6 separate regions of the Homo sapiens genome follow, and all the other regions are linked to region 1. The links are chromatin contacts, found by Hi-C or POLR2A ChIA-PET in ENCODE. All regions are on one chromosome and are shown on one strand. The core of a region is the stretch at or near the end of the contact, and the rest is flanking DNA. Distances in the headings are between cores, read along the strand shown.

Region 1 (3,409 bases), core at 907-3,406:
CAAGTGATCTTCTCACCTCAGCCTCCTGAGTAGCGGGACTACAGGCGTGCACCACCATGCCCGGCTAACTTTCTGTACTGTTTTTGGTAGAGAGAGGGTCTTGCCATGTTGCCCAGGCTAGTCTTGAACTGAGCTCAAGCAATCCACCCGCCTCAACCTCCCAAAGTGCTGGGATTATAGGCTAGAGCCACCTTGTCTGGCTAAGTCATTTCTTTATATATTTGTGAAACCCTCAAAATTTTATAAGGGAAATGGCCTTTATTTAAAAATAAACTTTCGGGTTTGAAAGAAAGGCTGAGGAAGTGTAAAAAGTGCATTCTAAACTGTCAGACTGTGTACTTTTAAATCGCAGTTAAAAGGAGACTGACAAAATTACCTTTTAAAAAGATAAAAAGACAATAACTAACTTTGCACATAAAGGTTAACATTAGTGAATGTGTGACAACATCAATCACTTTCCTGGCCATCACAGCTGTGTCTTCTGCTTTACAACTAAACCATAACAGGGGAGGCGGGCAGTAGGGAAGCTTATCAATTGCCTGATTACTTTTCCACATTTAATGTAGCTGCTAATTCTATCCCTGTTATATGACGCATTAATTCCACAGTTATAACCCCAGAACCTAATACAGTGCCTGTTGGAAAGAAAATAAATTGACTAGTTGCAACAGTTTGTAATATGAAGGGATTGTTAGATACAATAGAAAATGGAATTATAAAGGACACAAAACACCCACTTAACGTATCATGAAGAAGTCTGTTAGTTCTGGATTGTAAATTCTACTCAGTGATACTCTTGCCAAGTCCCTTTAGGCCACAATTACTTTATCTGTAAAACTGAGTGATTTTATTAAATTAACTTCGGCACCACTTCAAGCTACCTGATAGAAATGAAGTCGACATAAATTGTGATTATGTTCATTAAGTTTCAAAAGGCAACTTTCTTAGGGGAATATTAAATAATGCTCTCTGTAAAATATTTCATAATGCAAATAATCCTCAGGGCAATGTGAAAACATTCTTAACCTATATTTGCTGCCCACAATTTTATTTAGTTTCTATTAAGTTTTCAAGCCTCTCCACCTCCAAGCATCTAGCACAACGTCTTTGCTCACAACACATGCTCTTAGGCCAACTCCAGAGGAGCGCTTCTATAAAATGCAAGGTCAGCATTTATTGAAGTTACTAAGGAGAGCTGAATTGGGGATTATGGAAGAAAAGATAAGGGCAGTGAGGTGGGAGCTGGAAATCCAGACGCCAGCTGTAGTTCTCAAATGTCCCAGGTGTCAAAAGAATTCTTTTTGCATCCACTGAGATTAAAAAAATATATATATATTTAACACTAGGATTAAATTGGGCTCAGCGTTAAATCCTAGCTGCTTCAGAATAAAACTCTTACTTTAATTTCTCTATTGTACAGTCTAGGACATAATAGGTTTTCAATGAAGATCAAACGAGAACCAGGAAATTAAGCTCAGTTAAGAATAAAACAGGACCACTACCCAATATGTCACTGCATAATTATAACTTAGCGTTTAAGTTCGTGGACTCCGCGTTCAAAAGGATTCTGTCATTTACATCTCTCTGCCTCACTACTCTCATCTGTAAAATGGGATAACAGGACTGTCTCAGAATTAAATGAGTTAATACATGCGAAGCGCTTGCCAGTGCACGTTTCTCAGTGCACGTTTCTCAGTGCACGTTTGACTTCCTTAATGAACAAAATCTCTTGAAGGCACGGTCCTACTAACTTCTGTACCCTTAACATAGAACCCCATACAATACTCAATGCCTGCTTTTTTTTTTTTTTTTTTTAATAAAAGAATTGACAATACACTCTAGGCTGGGGTCGCCTGGGAGACCGATGCGGAAAGCCGCGAAGGCAAAAGACCCGGGCTCCGCGACCCCCACCCGCGCGACGACGCCGCCGCCACCGCGTCGTCACACGGAGCAAAGTCCCCTGGGAAGTGTAGTCTTCAGGCCCTGGGAGGGACTTCAGCCACGGGCCGAGGAGCCAGGAAGTTGAGGGAAGGAAGCTAAGGGGAGGGTTACTGGGTAACTCAAAAGTGTCTGGAGCCCCAGAGGTAGGGTAAGCCGCTCACCTGAGTCTCCCAACACCAGTACCTTCACCCGATCCAGGGACGCCATCTTGCCACTGCCTTCCCTGGGTTAACGCCTGTTCCTGGATTGTAAGCCAATCAGAGTTGGGCATGGAGGGCAGAGCCTTCAATTTCATTGGCCACTCGGAGCGTGACTGTCTTGATCGAAGGTTTCACTGAACTCATTGGCTGGTCTGGTAAAAGGTAGCGGGGTGCTTCCCCAGCTGGTCGCAGGAATAGTGCGTTTTCTTTGTCGCGCAAGGGGCGTGGTTCATTTAAGCCGGTAGTTGAAGCGCTGGGGGCAGCTGTAGTGGGAGTGTTCCAGGATTCGCCTTGGTAAACCTTGTTCCCTGTTCCTTGTTCGGAGTTCCCTGGCCGGGCATTGCATTTCATGATTTCTTCTTCCTTTCGCTCCCTCTTAACTATCCTCCCCTAATGAATTACCCTGTTGCCTTGGTCCTCTTGGTCCTCCAAAGAACCATTGACCCCGGAGCGGCCCGTGTGCGACCTCGGGTAGGGCGGGCTTGGCTGCGCCGAGTGTGGCCCTGGACCCAACTGGGAGAGTCCGAGGGAGTTTGGGGTCTCGGAGTCTCGCATTGGGGAGGAGTGCATATCACCGAACGCGTCTCGTGGAGGGCAGCTGGGTCCGGAGGTTTCGCGGTAGTTTGCCGCTGTGTGTGTGAAGGCGTGGAAAGTGCCATGAAATGTGGTAACACAACACCGCAGTTAGATGTGTAGAATCCCAAGTTGTTCTAGAACTGGAGTGGCGATTTACTGAAGTAATCTAACTGGTCTCTTCGCATCCACTTTTCTTGTTTTTTTCTCCACTCTGCAGTCAGTACAATCTTTTAACATCCTGAATTTGATCCACGCACCTCCCGCTTAAAACTGTTTTAAATTTAAGAAGAGAGTGCCCAGTAGCCTGTCCGATTCTACCTTGGAAACAAGAGTGGAGGAAGTGAAGCAGGGGGAAGCTGGCAAGATGAGCCATGTTGGAACAAAACGTGCCTAGGAGACATATGGAAAGTTTTATGGAAGTACTTGTCTGGCTATGCTAGATGCTGGAAATTAATTGGTGAACAAGATGAAGTCTGGTCTTAGAGATAGACATGGAGAAAGTACAAGAAGGGGGAAAGAGCCATGGAACACGTGAAAGGGGATGATTGTATGCTACTTAATGGGGAGTCTGGGAAGGCCTCCATGAGGAAATATCATTTGAGACTTGAAGGATGATTAGGAGAAGGGGGTTTGGGCTTAGCTGTAGGGGCAGAAGGAACAGCATGTGCAAAGCCTTGGGATGCAGGGAAAGC
Region 2 (3,365 bases), core at 119-2,618, 1.2 Mb before region 1:
AAACATAGAGCAGACAGTAAGGGTGTATTTTGTCCAAGGCAGGACCTAAGTTATGAAACAACTTCTTTCTTGACATATTAACATAAGAAAACAAGTATCTCAATTCTTTAAACCCTCTACTCAAATAATATATCATAAAGGGGTATGAGATCTCAATAACCAGAAAAGTCTATCCATAAAAAGGGAGGGAAAAAAAGACACTGCAGACGTTACTTATCAAAATTATGTACTCCAGGGCCAGGCGTGGTGGCTCACGCCTGTAATCCCAGCACTTTGGGAGGCTGAGGTGGGCGGATTACTTGAGGCCAGGAGTTCCAGACCAGCCTGGCCAACATGGCAAAACCCCATTTCTACCAAAAATACAAAAATTAGCCAGGTGTGGTGGTGGGTGCCTGTAATCCCAGCCACTTGGGAGGCTGAGGCACGAGAATTGCTTGAATCCAGGAGGTGGAGGCTGCAGTGAGCCAAGATGATTGCAACACTGCACTCCAGCCTAGGCGACAGAGTGAGACTCCATCTCAAAAAAAAAAAAAAAAAAAATTATGTACTGTCATGTGAGGTGGCTAGGGATTAATTTTTCCAGTAAATATGTCAAAATTGAGAAATGAAAATAAACACTGTGCTCCACTGTCACCCCTTCAGGCTGCTACCAGGACACAGCCCCGTGCTGCTCAGAGAATGCTTGAGTGTCCTCTTTGGAGACCACCCTAGAGCTAGAGTTCCAGCCACGCCATATTGTTTTATTAGCCATCATCCATTTTAGACAGGATTAGTTAAAAGAGACTTATTCACCAGAATTTGTTTTTCTTAAGATAGAATCTTGCTCTGTCACACAGGCTAGAGTGCAGTGGCGTGACCATAGCTCACCACAGTCTCAACCTCCCGAGCTCAAGCGATTTTCCCACTTTCACTAGAATTTTACTGGCTTGAGAAATTCAAATACGGCCCACAAAAACAATATTTGCTAGGATCTAGGATATTTTAAAATAATGGGCCACAATTCTCACTATGATGCTCCAAATATGTCGGGAAGCCACAGCCTCCTGTGGGAATGAGACCCTAAGGGTTCCTTTGAGGGCAAGCCTGGATCCAGGAGGTGGTAGCAGAGGTATTGTTTGTTTAAAAAGCAGTGAGGTTGCTGGTAACTAGTTCTACCAAGCTATCCCATAGTAAGATAATAGTAAATGTACTTACTTGCTGAAGAAAAATTCCACTTTTTCTTTAAATCCTTTGATTTCAGGGTAAGACTCCACTTCTGAGATGTTCTCTTCTTACAGTCTATAAAGCAATGACAAATCACTTTTTCTTTGGGTAATCTTCAGAGAGGCGACATTTCCCCTTCTAACTTCTGTTACTTTACAGAGGGTTTGAGTTCACTCAGTACTTGTCAGTGCCAGGAGTTGGACAGGGTGTTTGAAGAAGCGCCCTCTGCTGCCGTCTTCTTCTAGTTGCTTTTGTAGAGGCTGTGGCTGGGGCAAATCACACAGCAGCCTCCCTCACCACCGTGCATGGACTAACAAACATGAAACACCACGAGCACCAGGCGGCCTAGGGGAGGAGAAGAATGGTGCCCGAGAAGAGTGAGGGGCATCTGGCTAGCCTTGCTGTGTGATGGGAGGCCAGCTTCATGGGCTGGCTGTTTCTGTGCTGGTCTCAAGTTTTGTTTTAGCACCCAGAGTTACTCCTGAGTCCCTGCAGGAATAAGCTGTCAACCTCATATGTAGGGGACACTTTTGGGAGAGTGCTCAGCTCACAGGACCACCCAACTCTACTCCCACCTCTGAATCCCACCATCTTCAGAGAGTGGGCTCCTGCCAGCCACGCTGGACAGTGAATTCTGGTCACCCTAGCCACAGTTGAGTGCGCCTCTGGTGGGATGAGGAAGACTTTAGTCATGCCCATCACTCCCATTTCCAACTAGGTTGCCACCCACCCCTGTGTGTCCCTTTGTAGGATTCTGGAGCCCCTGTGAGTGAGCAGCTGACCCATGCTGGACCAGTGTACTTGTTTGCACAGGTGGAACCTGACAGCACCTTGCATGGGTTGCAGTGAGCCGAGATCACAACACTACAATCCAGCTTGGGTAACAGAGCAAGACTCCATCTCAAAAAAAAAAAAAAAAAAAAGACGCCATCCTTCCCACACCAGCCAGAAAGAGAGCAAACCGTGTGGGTGAGAAATACTGACTACAGCGGCGGCTTCCTTCATCTCAGCAACAAGTTTGTGGCAGAGCTTAGTGGATACCACCCTATTCACCTGAGATTTGGAATACTGAAGCTTTGGAAATCATGAAGGCAGAACTTGCTATGAAAGGACTCCACTGCACTGTCTCCTTCTGTATTGGCAGAAGGGGCCTAGTGAGCACCCTTCTTCACCTGTGTCTTGTTCTGGTCTCAGATGCATATTTTGAATAGTTGCAAGGAATATGGATGTGACAATTCCTGCCTTACCTCTAGTAGATCAACATTACATTTTCAAGTAAAGGGAACATAGATTGGAGGTAAGTTCATGTTTTCTATTTTCTTGAACATTTATTCAGATCAAAGAAATGTTTTCACTGATTTTAGCCACTTCTACTTGATACATTATTACAATGCACTGGAAGTGATTTTTTTTCCAGGTATTTAAAGTAATAGAAAGTTATAGATGTCAACTTAAAAGAGCAAAGAAATACAGAGTTTTAGAAATTTATTTTCTTTTTTTTTTTTTAGATGAAGTCTTTCTCTGCCGCCCAGGCTGGAGTGCAGTGGTGCAATCTTGGCTCACTGCAACCTCCGCCTCCTGGGTTCAAGCAATTCTTCTGCCTCAGCCTCCTGAGTAGCTGGGACTACAGGCGTGTGCCACCATGCCAGGCTAATTTTTAAATTTTTAGTAGAGATGGGGTTTCACCATATTGGCCAGGCTGGTCTCAAACTCCTGACCTTGTGATCCACCCTCCTCGGCCTCCCAAAGTGCTGGGATTACAGGCATGAGCCACTGCACCCAGCCGAGTTTTAGAAATTTCATGAGGGACTACATGAATACAAATTTTGACGATCACAGACACCCTCAAATTTTAAGAATCCCAGTGAAATCCTAACCTGCCTTGGAGAAACACACATTAAACAACTTTGCCATTAGCGCTTTGATGTGACTTAATCAAAGAGGCTGGAAGAAAGGAACACCAGGAAGGTACTTTACAGAGTTTCCCCAATCCTGATTGTAAAATTCAGAAGGCTTCTCTTCCAAGATTATGTACTAATGGGATGTGTTTAATTCCTCTTCCTCCTACAATGTGTCTAGGAGCATGACCTGTGGACCACAGATTTCTAAGGTAAATTTCTGGACACTGGAGGTGAGATGGATGAAGACGGGCAAAGGAAGCC
Region 3 (3,324 bases), core at 164-2,663, 1.4 Mb before region 1:
CCAGGCAGGTGCAAAAGGGGGAAGACAGGCCGTGGGGTCTGCAAAACTGCAAGAGTCGTCTCTCTAAAGAGGGTGCCTCCAAGGGGCCTGCCACAACTCAGCATCAGCCGTCCTTGCCATATGGGAATGCACTTGTGGTGTAACTAGATCTTCCATTTTTTCAAGAGAAGCCAGAAATTCAGATTTTATGTGAAATCTCTTAACTTTTTAATGCTAGCTACTAATTTTAAAACGTGTTAAAGCATGGTGTCTGCCAGCCAAGTACATCTATGGGCCAGATCTGGCAGGGTGGCTATCAAGTTGTGACCTCTGACATAGAGAAAATGTCAAGGGTCAAAGTTCATAGACTGTTAAGGTTACATAGAGAGACAGTGACTGTAAAGGGATTCAGTACCTAAAATGCTACGGATGCAGCTTTGCCAGCAATCTGAGCTGTATGACATATGCCCCTATCCTTCAAGCCTGTATATGGATTTGAATTTATACAGGAAGTTTCATCTAATCCTCAAATGGTTAAATCACAAGAATTTGAGTGCTTTCTGTGTGCTGAGTACACAGAAGTTAAAGAATTTAAAATCTAACTGGAGAAGAAAAAAACATGCCCTCTTGAAACAACTTGAAACAAATTATGAAAGAACCTGGGAGACTGCTTTCTTCACATTTCATGTGTCAGAGGCATCTTAAATCCTGGTTTGTCCCCCCCAAATCACTTCCATTTAGAAAACTTTGCAGTAGTGTGTGTGTGTGTCTTGAATATGTAACCAGAAATCTGATTTCCTGGGCAGTGGTTACAAAGCTGCAGCCTCTCTTTGCCCAGGGGTATCTTTACCCCAGAGTGGGAGGGGAGTGAGCTGAGGTGGGGGTGCACGAACGCTGCAGAGGAGGTTGGGATGGGAGTGGCCGGCGTGAAGCCACTGCCTGTCAGGTTTCTCCGCTGGAGTCCCCTGTTTGTCTCTGTCATTACTCTTTAAGTATTTGCGTAGCAGACAGGCGGGCACCGAAATAGAAAGTGTCAAAGATACGATGACAATGAGGATAAAACCAGGGCAGAGGGTTCTGAAAGTCCCAACCAGCACGGTCCCCGCAGAATGCCAGCGCACCTCCTCCCGCCACTTCAAAGAGCCGGCTCGGCGGGGCAGGAAGCGGCGGCTGCGGCTGCGGGTCCTGCGAGAAGAGCGCGATTTCCTCCGGGGCTGCCCAGTTATCTCTGGAGTCGCAGAACTGCTCTCGGGAGAACGCGTTCTCTACCCCAACCCCGTGCTCCTCAACCCACCCACCTACTTCCTCTAGCTCCACACACTCACAAGCACCGAGCTGCCAAAAATTTCCACCCACCGCCCCCCTCCCTAGCTAACTTCCTTCCAGCATTTCCTGAGCTGGATGATCCTAGGATTTGTAAGACAGGAAAAAAAGGAAGGCGTGAGGGCGGGCAGCAGCGACAGGATGCTTGTTTTTCGCTCTACCAAAGTCGTCTGAAGGCGAGACAGCGGGCCCAGGGCGCAGGACCCACCGCAGCCCCCTGGGCAGTCTCCTCGCCCCGCGTCCGCGTCGTCTCCGGGGCACTTAGTAAGGGGTGGGGAGAGCTTGCCCTCCCTCTTAAGCTGAGGAGAAACACCCGAAGACACCGCAGGAGCCTGTGAAAGTCCCTAGGACTCCAAGTGAGGAAGTGACACTCCCAGGCGAGCCGGCCCGCGGCTGCCAGTCTGCACGGCCTCGGCACGGCGGCCCCGGAGCGGCGCGGGGTGGATCTCAGGCTCTGCCGGCCCGCGGCCCGCGGGGTCCATGCGCAGGGCCCCCAGCCCAAGTTCTTCCATCTTCCGATGCGGCCCCCCAGAGCCGCGGGGCAGCCGGTGATCTAGCCCGGGAGCCCATCTTACAGCGGTGCCAAGCAGAGGGGCGGCAGAGACGGAGGGGCAGCCTCTTTGGGACTAACTCATGAAGAACAAGGGTGCTAAGCAGAAGCTGAAACGAAAGGGAGCCGCCAGCGCGTTTGGCTGTGACCTGACGGAGTATCTGGAAAGCTCGGGACAGGATGGTAATGTGCCTTGGCCTTTCTCCCCCGCCCCCACCTTCTTTTTGTTTGAGGGAGAGACGGACTCTCTCGAGTTGTGATAGAGTCGGTTCACAAGTTAATGTATTCCAGGCCTGTGCGCTCATTGCACTTTTTTTTCTTTTTTTTTTTTAAAGAACATAAACGATTCTTAAGGTGCACAGCGCTGCTGTCCCGACGCGCAGAGGCTGCTGTGTCAGTCCTTCCGTTTGCCTCACACAAGCTGTTAATGGGTGGTACTGCCGCAAGTTTACCGGGCCACCTCAGGGGATGGGGGTGGAAGCTGCAGAGGTCCCAATCCTAAACTTGGCACGTTGGAAGGGAGGGAGGAGGGGTGGACATGTGGGATGGTGATCAGTGGTCTTGCCTGGGTACAAAATCATGACCGCCTTAGCTGTCCCTCCTGGGCTCTCCAATTTCGTCTGCTCACATCTTTTTTTATTAATGTGTTAGAAGGCAGTTGCGGGTGGGGGGTGGGGGAGGATCCTGGCTGGGGGAGTGGTTGCACAAACATTTCTGAATTTCTGAGCTGATGCCAAATATATAGTACCTCCACCCCCTTTCCACAACCCCCTCCCCGCCCTGCAAGACCTTTTCCCTCCTCTTGGCTTTCAGATTAACATTTGGTGTGTCAGACAAGAAGAGTGTTGTAAAAAGGTCAGAGGGCCTCCATTTTTAAATAGTTTAGGGTAAGTAGAGAAAAGGAAAACTTCTCTGTTTTCAAGGTCAGATGGGGGTAGGGGGGAGTTGGGGATGGGGGAATCCAGCGGAGACAATTTAAACATTTGTTGGGGAAGGGGGAAAGAAAACACCATCTAGATTACAATAACAGCGTTTGAGCTTAGAAGTGTTTAATCATAGGAAAGTTGGAAAATTGAGCATTAAATGACTCCTTTTGTAAGGTTGACTGGTTTTGCACTTACCCTTGACAAAAAGGCCTTGTCTTCAGAAGCTTCAGCGAGAGGAAAATAGCCTACTATATAGGCCATGTGTTTATACATAGATAGATACAACAAAGGGGAAAACTAAGGGCTGTGTAACCGTGCGGAATAATTCTGCCTCCAGGAAAATAATCTCAAAACCTATTTGATTAGTCCATATCGAATATGCATTTCAAAAACAGTGCAATGCTTTTGTTTCACTTCTGTGTTTTGGGAGACTCAGCACCACCTAGTAATTTGCAGTGGTGTGATATTCCTGTGGTATTCTAGAGTTCAGTCTGCTGTGTCATTAGGACAAATAGCTTAGGATTTTAGAGCTTGGAGAACCACAGG
Region 4 (3,323 bases), core at 113-2,612, 1.0 Mb after region 1:
TTTACTGATAGGGAGTGCAATTAAAAGGTTTGGAAGCTGCTGAGGTAGTAAAAAATATTGATGCAGTGAAAAGAAAAACATTAAATGGTCATTCTGTGGTCAAGGGATGAGAAGTAAAAGCTATGAAGCAGTTAATGTACAATGCCTGCAACTTTTGAGTACTCTTCAACTTTTTCCTGCATCTATTCCAAAACCAAATCCTGCCATTTTTCCAATAGGATATTTCCTGAGTTTGCCCCTTCATAACCATTCTGACCATCTAAATCTTATCAATTCACGCTTTTGGAAAGGCCTCTGGCCCTTATGTAAAGAGCCCTCCACTTGCTTGCATCTTGCACAGAACTGTAAAAAGGTCCTTTAAATGCTCAGACAGCTTCCAACTATCTCCAAAAGTGAAAGTACTTACCCATGATTGTAAATATCCCTGTCCCACTCTCAAACTGTCCGCTCCCCATAGACCAACTGGAGCTCTTTAAATAAGTCAGACAAATATATTCCTCATTCCTCAAAGGACTCACCCTCCCTTTCACATTCCGGTTGTGCAGATTAAACATACTCCACACCATCAAACCAAGTTATTTTTCCTCGAGAACTCTCTTAGAGGTTCCTTTTTCTCTAACAGCCTGCCCACCTCTGATTCCTGGGATTTTCGTGTTGACGGGATCGTTGGGATCTTTCCTCTCTTCTCATCTTTCCAGTAACCCATTAGCATTAGCAGGATTATTGGACAGGCCTCCGTTTGCATTAATATCTCCAATGATTCTGTGATCTCCGCCCTAAAGACCTTTGATTTCTTTTGGTCGCGCCTCCCCTTCGGGACACCAAGTTTGTTTAGGGCCTGAGCACAGGGGCCCAGCAGGTTCTTTCCGACGTCAGCGGCTGCGTACGGAGGCCGACTTAGGCAGGCCGCTCCAGGAACAAGGCCGTGCGGACAGGACTGACCTAGGCGCTTTTCCCCGTCGCTCCCAGAGGAGAAACGTACCGGGGAGGGGACAGACCGTGAGCAAGTGGTCCAAGTCTGCGCAGGGTGACCCCGAAGGCCCACCGGAGAGGCCGAGGCTTGTGGGCTACTAGAACTAGGCCTGGTAGGTGAAGGAGGCGGGTGAAGGGCCGGATCCAGGACTGAATCCGGGAGAGGCGGGGCGAGGAGGGGACTCCGGTGTAGCTGCTTGGGCAGCTCCCGCGGCCCCTCTGGCGGGGGTGACCGTTATTGGACTCGCAGAGGGAAGAGTTGGGTAGCGTCCCCTACTCACCTAGAAGCGCTGCCGCCTGAGGCTCCAGCTGCCCCCCTCCCAATTCAAGCCACGTCAGCTCGGGAAGCCCGTACGCGACACCTTCCACCGCCGCGCCCCGCCAGGGACTCAGCCACTAGCAGTTGGGACGGAAGATGGGATTAAGACACCGACCAATCAGGACTATCGGCAGGACGTTACCAGGGAGACCAGGCACACCTTGTTTGTTACCAACCTATCAACAATGACGGAAACCAATCAACGACAGAAGATGCTCCGCTTCCTCAAAGAAACAGCCAATGGACCCTAAAGAGTGAATGAGGGGAGTGATTAGACGCGAGTAGGTGCCCCGGAACAAGATCTGGGGAGGGACAGGAAGTGTCGAGTGGGCGGGCGTTCTGGGAAAGGTCAGATGTTCTCAGTGTGAAGTGGTTATGCTGGCTTCCTCCAATTCCTCCTCTTCGTCGGTTGTGACTGACCGAGACAGCGGCTTGGGCTTCGGCAGAGACTTGAGACTGCGGGCACCCGCTGCCATTAGGATTGTTGAATGAGCTGTGAGAAGGGAGTGGGGGATATGGGACTCTTAGATTGAAAAAATACTGGAGCCTCTTAGTTGTTCGTCTAGTTTCACCTTTTGATTTTGTTGATGAAAAATAATTAACCACAGAAGTAACTTGCCCAAAGTCAAACAGCGACTTAGTGATGGAACTCGGACTAGAACCCGGTGTCAGTATGAAAGAGGATCAGCAATGTCTGTAAGGACATGATTGTGAGAGAGAGAGTAGTGAATACTAGGAAGGTGCCTCTTACAAAGTGGAGCCTAAGCCAGGACCTAAGCAAAGATTGAGAGTTGAGGGCTCAGGCTCTGCAATGAGTGTCAGTGAGGAGCTCCAGCAAAAGACTGAAATCACTCATGCTTTCCTTAAACCCCTAAGGAAAGGGAAGGAAAGTAGCCAGTTTCCAATGAGCTGTCATTTCAGGCACTCTCTTGGCAATAAGAGTAATGTTAGTTTGAATTTATTGAATCTTGCTGTGCACTCAGCTGGCCCATTGTATGTATACTCATCTTAATGATTACATAACTTCACAATTCAAACATCAGCTAAGTAAGGCCTTTCCTGGCTGCCCATCTTACGGAACTGGAGGTCATTATTCTAAGTGAAATAAGTCTGGCACAGAAAGACAAATATCCCATGGTCTCACTCATGTGGGAGCTTAAAAAGTTGATCTCATGGAGTAGAGATAAGTACCAGAGGCTGGGAAGGTGGAGTTGGGGGAGGGAGGGAAGAGATTGGTTAATGGGTACAAACGTAGATAGAAGGAATAAGTTCAAGTGTTTGATAGCACAGTAGGGTGACTATAGTTAACAATATGTTATATATTTCAAAATAACTAGGAGATTAGAAATGTTCCAAACACAAAAATGATAAATGTTTGAGGTGATAGATATCCTAAACACCCTGATTTGATCATTACACATTGTATGCATATATCAAACTACCACACCCCATAAATATGTACAAATATGTATCAATACAAACATAAATAAAATTGCAATTTCCTGCATGCACTATATACTTCTTCTTTGCTTCTTTTTCCCCTAAGCATTTTGCCATCTAAAGTACTATATATTTCATTTATCTGGTATCTCTCTTCTCATTAGATTATAAGCTCCAGGAAGGTAGTAATTTTGATCTCAGCTTTATCTCCAGGTCCCAGAAAAGTATAGAGGAGGGCACTCAATATCTGTTAAATTAATAAAGTATATATGATTATCCTTATCTTAAATGTGAGACAATAAGACTTCAGAAGGTTAAATAATTTGCACAAGGTCACATGGTGAGGGGCAGAGACAGAATTTGAATGCTGCAGTACTTAATGAATACATCATATTCTTATATCCCTGATTGTATCCACCCAGCAAAGTCCTAAACCTGCATCAGTCCAACCATTGGTCTCTACTTCTACCTTTGGGGAGCAAAATGCTGCAGGAGACATCAGGACAATGTCATCAGTGACATCAATGTCCTGACCACTGCACATTCAGTTTCCAGCTGAACTCCATCTTCAGCACACTCCCAAATCCTTCTT
Region 5 (3,251 bases), core at 114-2,613, 1.6 Mb after region 1:
CTATAACTAATTCTGATGGCACTCTTTTTCCCCCCTTAAATCAAACTGTATAGCCTAGAAACTGATGGCAGCTTAATCTTGGACTTCTAGTCTCCAGAACTGTGAAAAAATAAATCTCTATTGTTTAAGCCACCTAGTCTGTGGTATTTTGTTATGGCAGCCCTAGCGGACTAATACAGTATCTAATAAATTCTTGAATGCATGCTAAAATGGGATTCTAGGCACTCGATTTTAAACACTCTTTTCTGGATTTTATTTCAATTTGGAAATAGGATATTTTACAGAAGTACTAAATCTAATTTTTATAATGAAAAAATAAGAGTTGCAAAAATTTTAAACACTTTAGGCCGGGCGTGGTGACTCACGCCTGTAATCCCAACACTTTGGGAGGACGAGGCAAGAGGATTATTTGGTGAGACACTCTCGCTACAAAATTTCTTTTAAAAAATTACCCGGGCGTGGTGACACGTGCCTGTAGTCCTAGCTACAGGGAGGCTGAGGCAGTATTCAAGAATACCACTACCTTCAAACCGTTCAAAGTACAAAGCTTACTACAGATAGGTCAATTTTTCAGTATCTTGGGTTAGTTAATAATGCAATACATATTTAAGATCATGATTTTGGAATTCAACTTTGTAACTAAACAGAAGCACATTTATGACTGAATTGGAACAGATAACTTTAATGGCAACTTGGTCAAAACCAGATCCCTATTCTTGCATTCAGGTGTTAATAATTAGCCCTAGGTCTCTGATATTTGAACATAAAAAGGCAAAACCTCTAAATATTACATCTTCTCTAATGGGCAATGACACTAGAGCAGGTACTATAATTAATCCTCCCTCCAAGCTTCCATACGTCCTGTCCCACAAAAATAGTAAATTGCACCAAGTATGTTTTATCAACTAAATAGCTCTTCTGCACCTTCTTCTCTCCCACAAAAACTCTACTTACAAAAGTAGGAGAGGAATGGCAGAAGCTGGAAACTGAGTTCAGGGAACTGCTACAAGATTGTTACAATCCTTATCCACGCATCCCGAGCTTTACCACAGCAGATTACCCAGAGCTTCCCAGACAAGGCCGGAGAGCCGCGGAGAGAACTATGACCCCCCTCCTCCCTCCTCCTACAGAGCAGCCTCGCTCCCTAAGGCCAAACCCGCGCCCCCCATGACCTCCAATGGCTCGAGAAAAGAGCTTTGAATTGCCCGCTTTTTCCAAAGCTGGTTCATACTCCCTCGCAAAGCAGGGAATAGGGTCTGGGGACAAAAGGAGGCACATGCCTGCCACATGAGGAAAACCCCATCACCTGGAACTCGGCGAACTCCTCACAGTTCACACCGCCACTGGGCGCCGCCATATTGGACAAACACGAGGACCCCGCTGCAGGCCAATCACCGCGGAGCAAAGGTGACCGCGGAGTCGCCTGACAAAAAATATAGTACGAGGGGAATCCTTAGGAAAGCTGAGTGCAAGGCTTGAGTTCAACGTGGTCCGCATCCACCTCGGAACCTGTCACCCTGCTGTCCCAACCCTTTTAACATGTCCTCCTGGAACTGGGCCAGATACATGGATCAAAGATTGTCAGACCTTGAAGGGACTGTTTACTCCAATCCCATCTTTTCACAAAAGGGAAACAATTTCCTTGTGGTTCCCCTACCAGGTCGTTGAAGGAAATCTAGGCAAGTGAGGCCTTTCTAATACCTCTCACTCCAGTGCCTAACCTCCTCCCCGGACCCTGGAGCAGGGGGGTCTTTGTTAAGAATTTGGGACCACTAAGAAACGTCAAGAAAAAACGGCATTTCTGGCAGTGTGGGTGGGTATGAGTAAAGTGTTTAGGATGGAGATGATCAAATGTTTTTAGAAAATAGGTAAATAGAAAACAAATTGAAAACATACATGTTAATTTCTCAGATTAGCCTGAGGGATGCTCCAACAAGAGATAGGGCCACTGAGCAGAGTCCAATTATGTGTTTTCTGATAAAAGCATATGTTCATTGAAAACACTGGAAGAGCGGCATACTGGAATACTGGTTTATCTGGTGTATTTCGGGAGTTTACAGATCACGAAAGTTGCACATTTCCTTTCTATTTCACACAGGTACTCCCATGGGTACATATCCGCTAGGGCAAGGGCCCACGGCGCCACACTCCACAGGACCATCTCCGAGGCTGGCTCAGGATGCGGCGCCAGGGGCACTAGGCTGGCGCCGCGGGTCTCCAGCGCGTGGCGCACGTCCTACACGCCCCGCACTGGCGCAGGCCTGTACACCGCGTCGCGCACGCCCCGCCCCCCGGCGCCGCCTGCGTCCTTCCCACTCCAACGCTGGGTGACATTGAGCTCACCAGCGCCACCGTCCCCGGCGAAGTTCTGCGCTGGTCGGCGGAGTAGCAAGTGGCCATGGGGAGCCTCAGCGGTCTGCGCCTGGCAGCAGGTGAGACGCCGGTCGGGATATGGGAGGTAGGGGAGCTGGCCCGGCCGCTGCGGGTGGGGGAATCCTGAAGCCTTCCTGGGCCCCGGAGTGGCTCCATTCCATGACGCACTTTCTCGGTTCCTCAGAATCCTACCTACTTAGTAGCCATGTGGGAGGGAACTAGGTGAGCAGCTGCTGATAGGCATTGGAGACTGCCCGTGAATTACCCTCATCTCCATCCACCCAGCTCCCACCAACTTAACTGCCCACGCGCCTACCCTTCTCCCCACCCCCGTCCTCAGCCTCCCCTGAGCTCAGTCTGTAAAGCACCTACTATCCCTAGACCTCCCCTTTACCCATGCATTCAGCTTTCCACCCTAACCTCCCCTATCTATTGCTCTCCTTGAGTCTTCCCTCTTCCCCCTGCTCCTTCCTCTCTGGAGTTTATCCCAGAAAACCTCCAGTCTGAAGTTTCCCCACTCATTAAATGTCTGATTAGGCCAAGGATTTAGGTCTTAGAGATTAATAATAATTGTTTTCTTAAAATGGAGGATACATTACTTTTAAACACTTATACAATTAATTGATTCGAATTTCTTGGAGGAAGTGTGTAATTGAAGGATCTGCAGTTTGTTTTGGTGGTAGACATTTGTGTGATGACTATTTTGGACTTAGGTAATGAAAGCTTAATTCTTTTTTTTTGGGAGAACCAGCAGAGCCTTGGCATAGTAGGGGTTGAGAAATCAGAGGGCTTGCATTTTGACTCTTTTCTGGGTACCAGAGATCTTTTGTTCAATGGCACACACTACATTATTAAAAAGTTGTTAATTAAATTTTTAA
Region 6 (3,103 bases), core at 557-3,056, 1.1 Mb after region 1:
TACAATAGAGAAAGCTCAGATTTATAGTTGGAAGCCTCTCTAACGTAAAATAGGCTCAAAACAGTTTGTGCCCTCCTGGCTACCGTAATAAAACATCACTAAATCATTATTGTCATCAACAAATATGTGCAGAGCAGTATGGTAGATGCAGGGGATGCAAAGATTCTACACAAGACATACTCTCTGCTATTGTTCTGGTTGGGAAAGAAAAGTATGTTTATGTACATGTGTACACACACACAGATACAAAAAAATATACTTAAGAATATCAGATATATGTTAAATGCTAAATAGATGACACAGATAAGAATACAGGCCATAAAGTCAGAGGACTGGGCTTCTCTGAACCATTTTTCTTGCTGTAAACAAAATAGCAATTCCTACCTCCTAGAATGATTCTATTTAGAAGAGAAGGCAGCCACCAAGATGGTCTTAAAATGTAGTATAAGTGTAGAGCTGGGCCTTAAATAACCATTTGGAGACCTCTTATCATGCTCCAGGAATTGTTCTAATTGCTTTCATGTATTAACTCATTTAATCATTCCAACAACTCTAAGGAACAGATACTATTATTTTTTTCCCAATTTGAACAATGAGCATACTTAAACTCTGGAGAATGTAATTAGCTGGCACAAAGTCACACTGTTAAGTATAAAGCAGGGGTTCAAACTAGAGCCACCATCTGCCTTAAAGCATTTAACTACGATATGAAACAGCTTCGGCACACCTTCAAAGGGTAGGATTTACACAGACAGGTTGAAGGAGACATAACCACCTACCCCAAAATCAATTGACAAATGTGCCTAAGGCAGAAGGTGAGGGAGTGCAGTTGGATTGCGTAATTACCCTGAAAAACCACCTGTTATGGAAACCATCTGTAAACTTTCTCGAGTGTTTCTCCTATAATTCAACACTTCTCCCATCTTTACATTAAATTCATGAAATTTGACACAAAAAGACAATTATTTATCTATTTTAAGGCTACTACCCTGTTGCCAGGCCACCGGGTCCGGCCCAGCCTTGATTCTTCGGGAATCACTTCTCCCTCGCCGCGCCTGTTACTGCCTCCACGGATCACTGTGAGGAAAATAAATGAAAAGGAAATTCAGTGCGATCCTGTTGCGGCTGATCCTAAATGTCTGCAGTTGCTATCTCCGAATCCTCTTTCTCCTCCCCACTACACATCCCCTTCTCCAGTCCTAGGACCACAAGAAACTTCCTCTGGTACAAAAAGGTCAGAAAACGATTACTGAGGTAACAGCGTCGCTTCAAGTCTAAGGACCGAGATTCTGGGGCCTCTGGGCTCCTTTACTCCAGATTCTAGACCCGGCTTTCGCGCTACCAGGCCTTGGATAAGACACTAGGCCCTGTGCCTGGACACTGCACCTCCCCAGGCCTCAGTTTCCACACCAGATCTCTACAGAGTGGGCGTGAGGGCAGGCCGATTCTCCCGTTAAGAGCTCTTACAAGCCGGCTGACTTCGTCCAGGAGCCTGGGGTCCTGGCCTCCTGGTAGGCGCCCTGGGGCCCTCTCCCTCCCCAGCCACCACCTCAGATAAGTTACCTCATCCTCGCTTCGCGTTCTTCCACTAAAGAACCTGGGGCTCCCACGCCGCACTACAGCGCCGCGGCCTTCCGGGGCAGCGTGCGTCGCGACGCGGGAAGGGGCCTGGAGGCGGGACTAGGAGCCTCGGAGTCAAGGGGCGGAGCGCCCTTTGCTAATAAGCCAATCAGAACGTGAGACGCTCCGGTGGGGCGGTGCGCGTCGAGCGCGGGGTGGAGTCTGGGTGACTTGGCTGGCGGGATCAAGTGCAGCTGCTTCAGGCTGAGGTGGCAGATAGTGAGCGCTGGTGGCGGAGTTAAAGTCAAAGCAGGAGAGTAATTATGAATAGCGCAGCGGGATTCTCACACCTAGACCGTCGCGAGCGGGTTCTCAAGTTAGGGGAGAGTTTCGAGAAGCAGCCGCGCTGCGCCTTCCACACTGTGCGCTGTGAGTGAGGACCATCCGGGGATAGAGGGGGAGCCTCCCGGGATGGGGGTGAAGAGGCACAAACCCCTCTGGGTTTTGTTCCCACAGTACCCCTTACACTGTTGGAGACTACGGGGCGGGGAGGGGGGAGGCAGCGCGATCCTCTAACCTGCTCGGAGTCTTAGGGGGTCGGTGGAAGGAATCGGAGTAGAGCAAATGTGGGTAAACCCTGGACAGAGAGCGTTGAGACCAGCAGACAGGAAGGGAAAGTGTGAAAAAAGTCTGTAGAGGTGACTGTGGAGACAGACGTGACAGGTGGATGATGCAGGGGTGGACAGGAAAATAATAAGGTGACAAATGGGAAGGGACTAAGGACCGAATGCCGGGGAACTTGAATGCCTTGAGGCTGGTGGGGCAATATTCTCTCTTTTCATCACTTTTTCTCACCTCTGGCAGATGAGGGTTCTTATTTGGTGTGTTCTTTGCAAAGGGAGAAATTCTCAACCATCCCAATGATCTGTATATCTCTTTGGACCCCAGATTTCACTCAGTTATCAAATACTGATTATCAAAGTATTCGAGGGTGTGTTATTAATTTCTTTATTTGGAAGATGCTTACCTCCCTATGATTTCTACCCTTTGGTTTTCTTTATGTCCTCTGGAACTAGTTTTAATAAATTATTCTCTTTTATGTTGTTGGAGTAGAAAAAGGAGCTCTTTTGCTTTAGCAGTTGGATGATATAGATTCCAGGAAGGAAAATATAGCATATAAGTTTTTATGTGTAAGACATTCGTTTTTTGCATAACAACTGTCATAGAATTGTAGAGCGGGAAGGAAACTTCAAGATCACTGAATTATAACTTCTCATTTTTCTGTGGTAAAACTGTAAGTATTTTTTCACTTCCTTTCCCCAGCCTTGCCCTTCCTTAATATCTCATCATTCCGCCTTTCTCAGTCATTCTGTTCTCGGGTTGTTTAGAGACCTTTATGGTTTTTACTCTGAAATGTTCCATGGTTCAATCAAAACAACTAATTAAAGCATACATTCTCCCAAAAGTTTATTTAAGTTGTAGACAATTTAGTTATAGTTACTCAAAGTAAAGGTATGAAGAACCACTGGTTTTAACCCTGCAA

Evidence for each region. A loop is a pair of places that touch in the nucleus more often than their neighbours do. ChIA-PET counts read pairs that join two places held with the same protein, here RNA polymerase II (POLR2A). Pooled maps may share reads with other maps.
Region 2: a loop to region 1 is called in a pooled map, with 6 times the contacts of the local background. The contact joins the promoter of CD80 here to the promoter of RABL3 in region 1. A Hi-C loop is called at or near these places in 2 of 37 single-sample maps with no recorded cell type and 3 of 50 pooled maps. POLR2A ChIA-PET finds 5 or more read pairs at or near these places in 1 of 52 experiments (H1).
Region 3: a map of CD8-positive, alpha-beta T cell shows a loop between it and region 1 (21-fold over the local background). The contact joins the promoter of ARHGAP31 here to the promoter of RABL3 in region 1. A Hi-C loop is called at or near these places in 2 of 168 maps with a recorded cell type or tissue (CD8-positive, alpha-beta T cell and naive thymus-derived CD4-positive, alpha-beta T cell) and 7 of 50 pooled maps. POLR2A ChIA-PET finds 5 or more read pairs at or near these places in 1 of 52 experiments (activated naive CD4-positive, alpha-beta T cell).
Region 4: a map of tibial artery shows a loop between it and region 1 (9-fold over the local background). The contact joins the promoter of GOLGB1 here to the promoter of RABL3 in region 1. A Hi-C loop is called at or near these places in 2 of 168 maps with a recorded cell type or tissue (naive thymus-derived CD4-positive, alpha-beta T cell and tibial artery), 1 of 37 single-sample maps with no recorded cell type and 13 of 50 pooled maps. POLR2A ChIA-PET finds 5 or more read pairs at or near these places in 1 of 52 experiments (activated T-cell).
Region 5: a map of naive thymus-derived CD4-positive, alpha-beta T cell shows a loop between it and region 1 (27-fold over the local background). The contact joins the promoter of MIX23 here to the promoter of RABL3 in region 1. A Hi-C loop is called at or near these places in 1 of 168 maps with a recorded cell type or tissue (naive thymus-derived CD4-positive, alpha-beta T cell) and 17 of 50 pooled maps. POLR2A ChIA-PET finds 5 or more read pairs at or near these places in 1 of 52 experiments (CD4-positive, alpha-beta memory T cell).
Region 6: a map of natural killer cell shows a loop between it and region 1 (14-fold over the local background). The contact joins the promoter of EAF2 here to the promoter of RABL3 in region 1. A Hi-C loop is called at or near these places in 7 of 168 maps with a recorded cell type or tissue (CD4-positive, alpha-beta T cell, CD8-positive, alpha-beta T cell, ascending aorta and 3 more) and 20 of 50 pooled maps.

The regions. Positions count from the first base shown.
Region 1 is chr3:120,740,360-120,743,768 of GRCh38, forward strand. It overlaps RABL3 (RAB, member of RAS oncogene family like 3), which reads right to left and starts at 2,157. Exons shown (of 8, transcript NM_173825.5): 1 at 2,103-2,157. The coding sequence starts at 2,148. GTF2E1 (general transcription factor IIE subunit 1) reads left to right here and starts at 2,385. Exons shown (of 5, transcript NM_005513.3): 1 at 2,385-2,435. RefSeq lists enhancers at 1,418-2,056, 1,888-2,177, 2,057-2,695, 2,143-2,437, 2,318-2,437.
Region 2 is chr3:119,558,246-119,561,610 of GRCh38, forward strand. CD80 (CD80 molecule) reads right to left here and starts at 1,369. Exons shown (of 7, transcript NM_005191.4): 1 at 1,195-1,369. It overlaps LOC107986118 (a long non-coding RNA gene), which reads left to right and starts at 2,185. Exons shown (of 2, transcript XR_001740861.2): 1 at 2,185-2,500. RefSeq lists enhancers at 333-492, 763-822, 1,593-1,642.
Region 3 is chr3:119,292,970-119,296,293 of GRCh38, forward strand. ARHGAP31 (Rho GTPase activating protein 31) reads left to right here and starts at 1,414. Exons shown (of 12, transcript NM_020754.4): 1 at 1,414-2,035. The coding sequence starts at 1,936. RefSeq lists an enhancer at 837-886 and a silencer at 1,727-1,846.
Region 4 is chr3:121,748,379-121,751,701 of GRCh38, forward strand. It overlaps GOLGB1 (golgin B1), which reads right to left and starts at 1,363. Exons shown (of 22, transcript NM_001366282.2): 1 at 1,254-1,363. RefSeq lists enhancers at 1,021-1,070, 1,091-1,330.
Region 5 is chr3:122,381,868-122,385,118 of GRCh38, forward strand. It overlaps MIX23 (mitochondrial matrix import factor 23), which reads right to left and starts at 1,364. Exons shown (of 5, transcript NM_001017928.4): 1 at 1,307-1,364. The coding sequence starts at 1,357. FAM162A (family with sequence similarity 162 member A) reads left to right here and starts at 2,315. Exons shown (of 5, transcript NM_014367.4): 1 at 2,315-2,432. The coding sequence starts at 2,399. RefSeq lists enhancers at 2,126-2,626, 2,450-2,499 and a silencer at 2,210-2,359.
Region 6 is chr3:121,833,403-121,836,505 of GRCh38, forward strand. EAF2 (ELL associated factor 2) reads left to right here and starts at 1,807. Exons shown (of 6, transcript NM_018456.6): 1 at 1,807-1,989. The coding sequence starts at 1,884. IQCB1 (IQ motif containing B1) reads right to left here and starts at 1,658. Exons shown (of 15, transcript NM_001023570.4): 1 at 1,564-1,658; 2 at 989-1,077.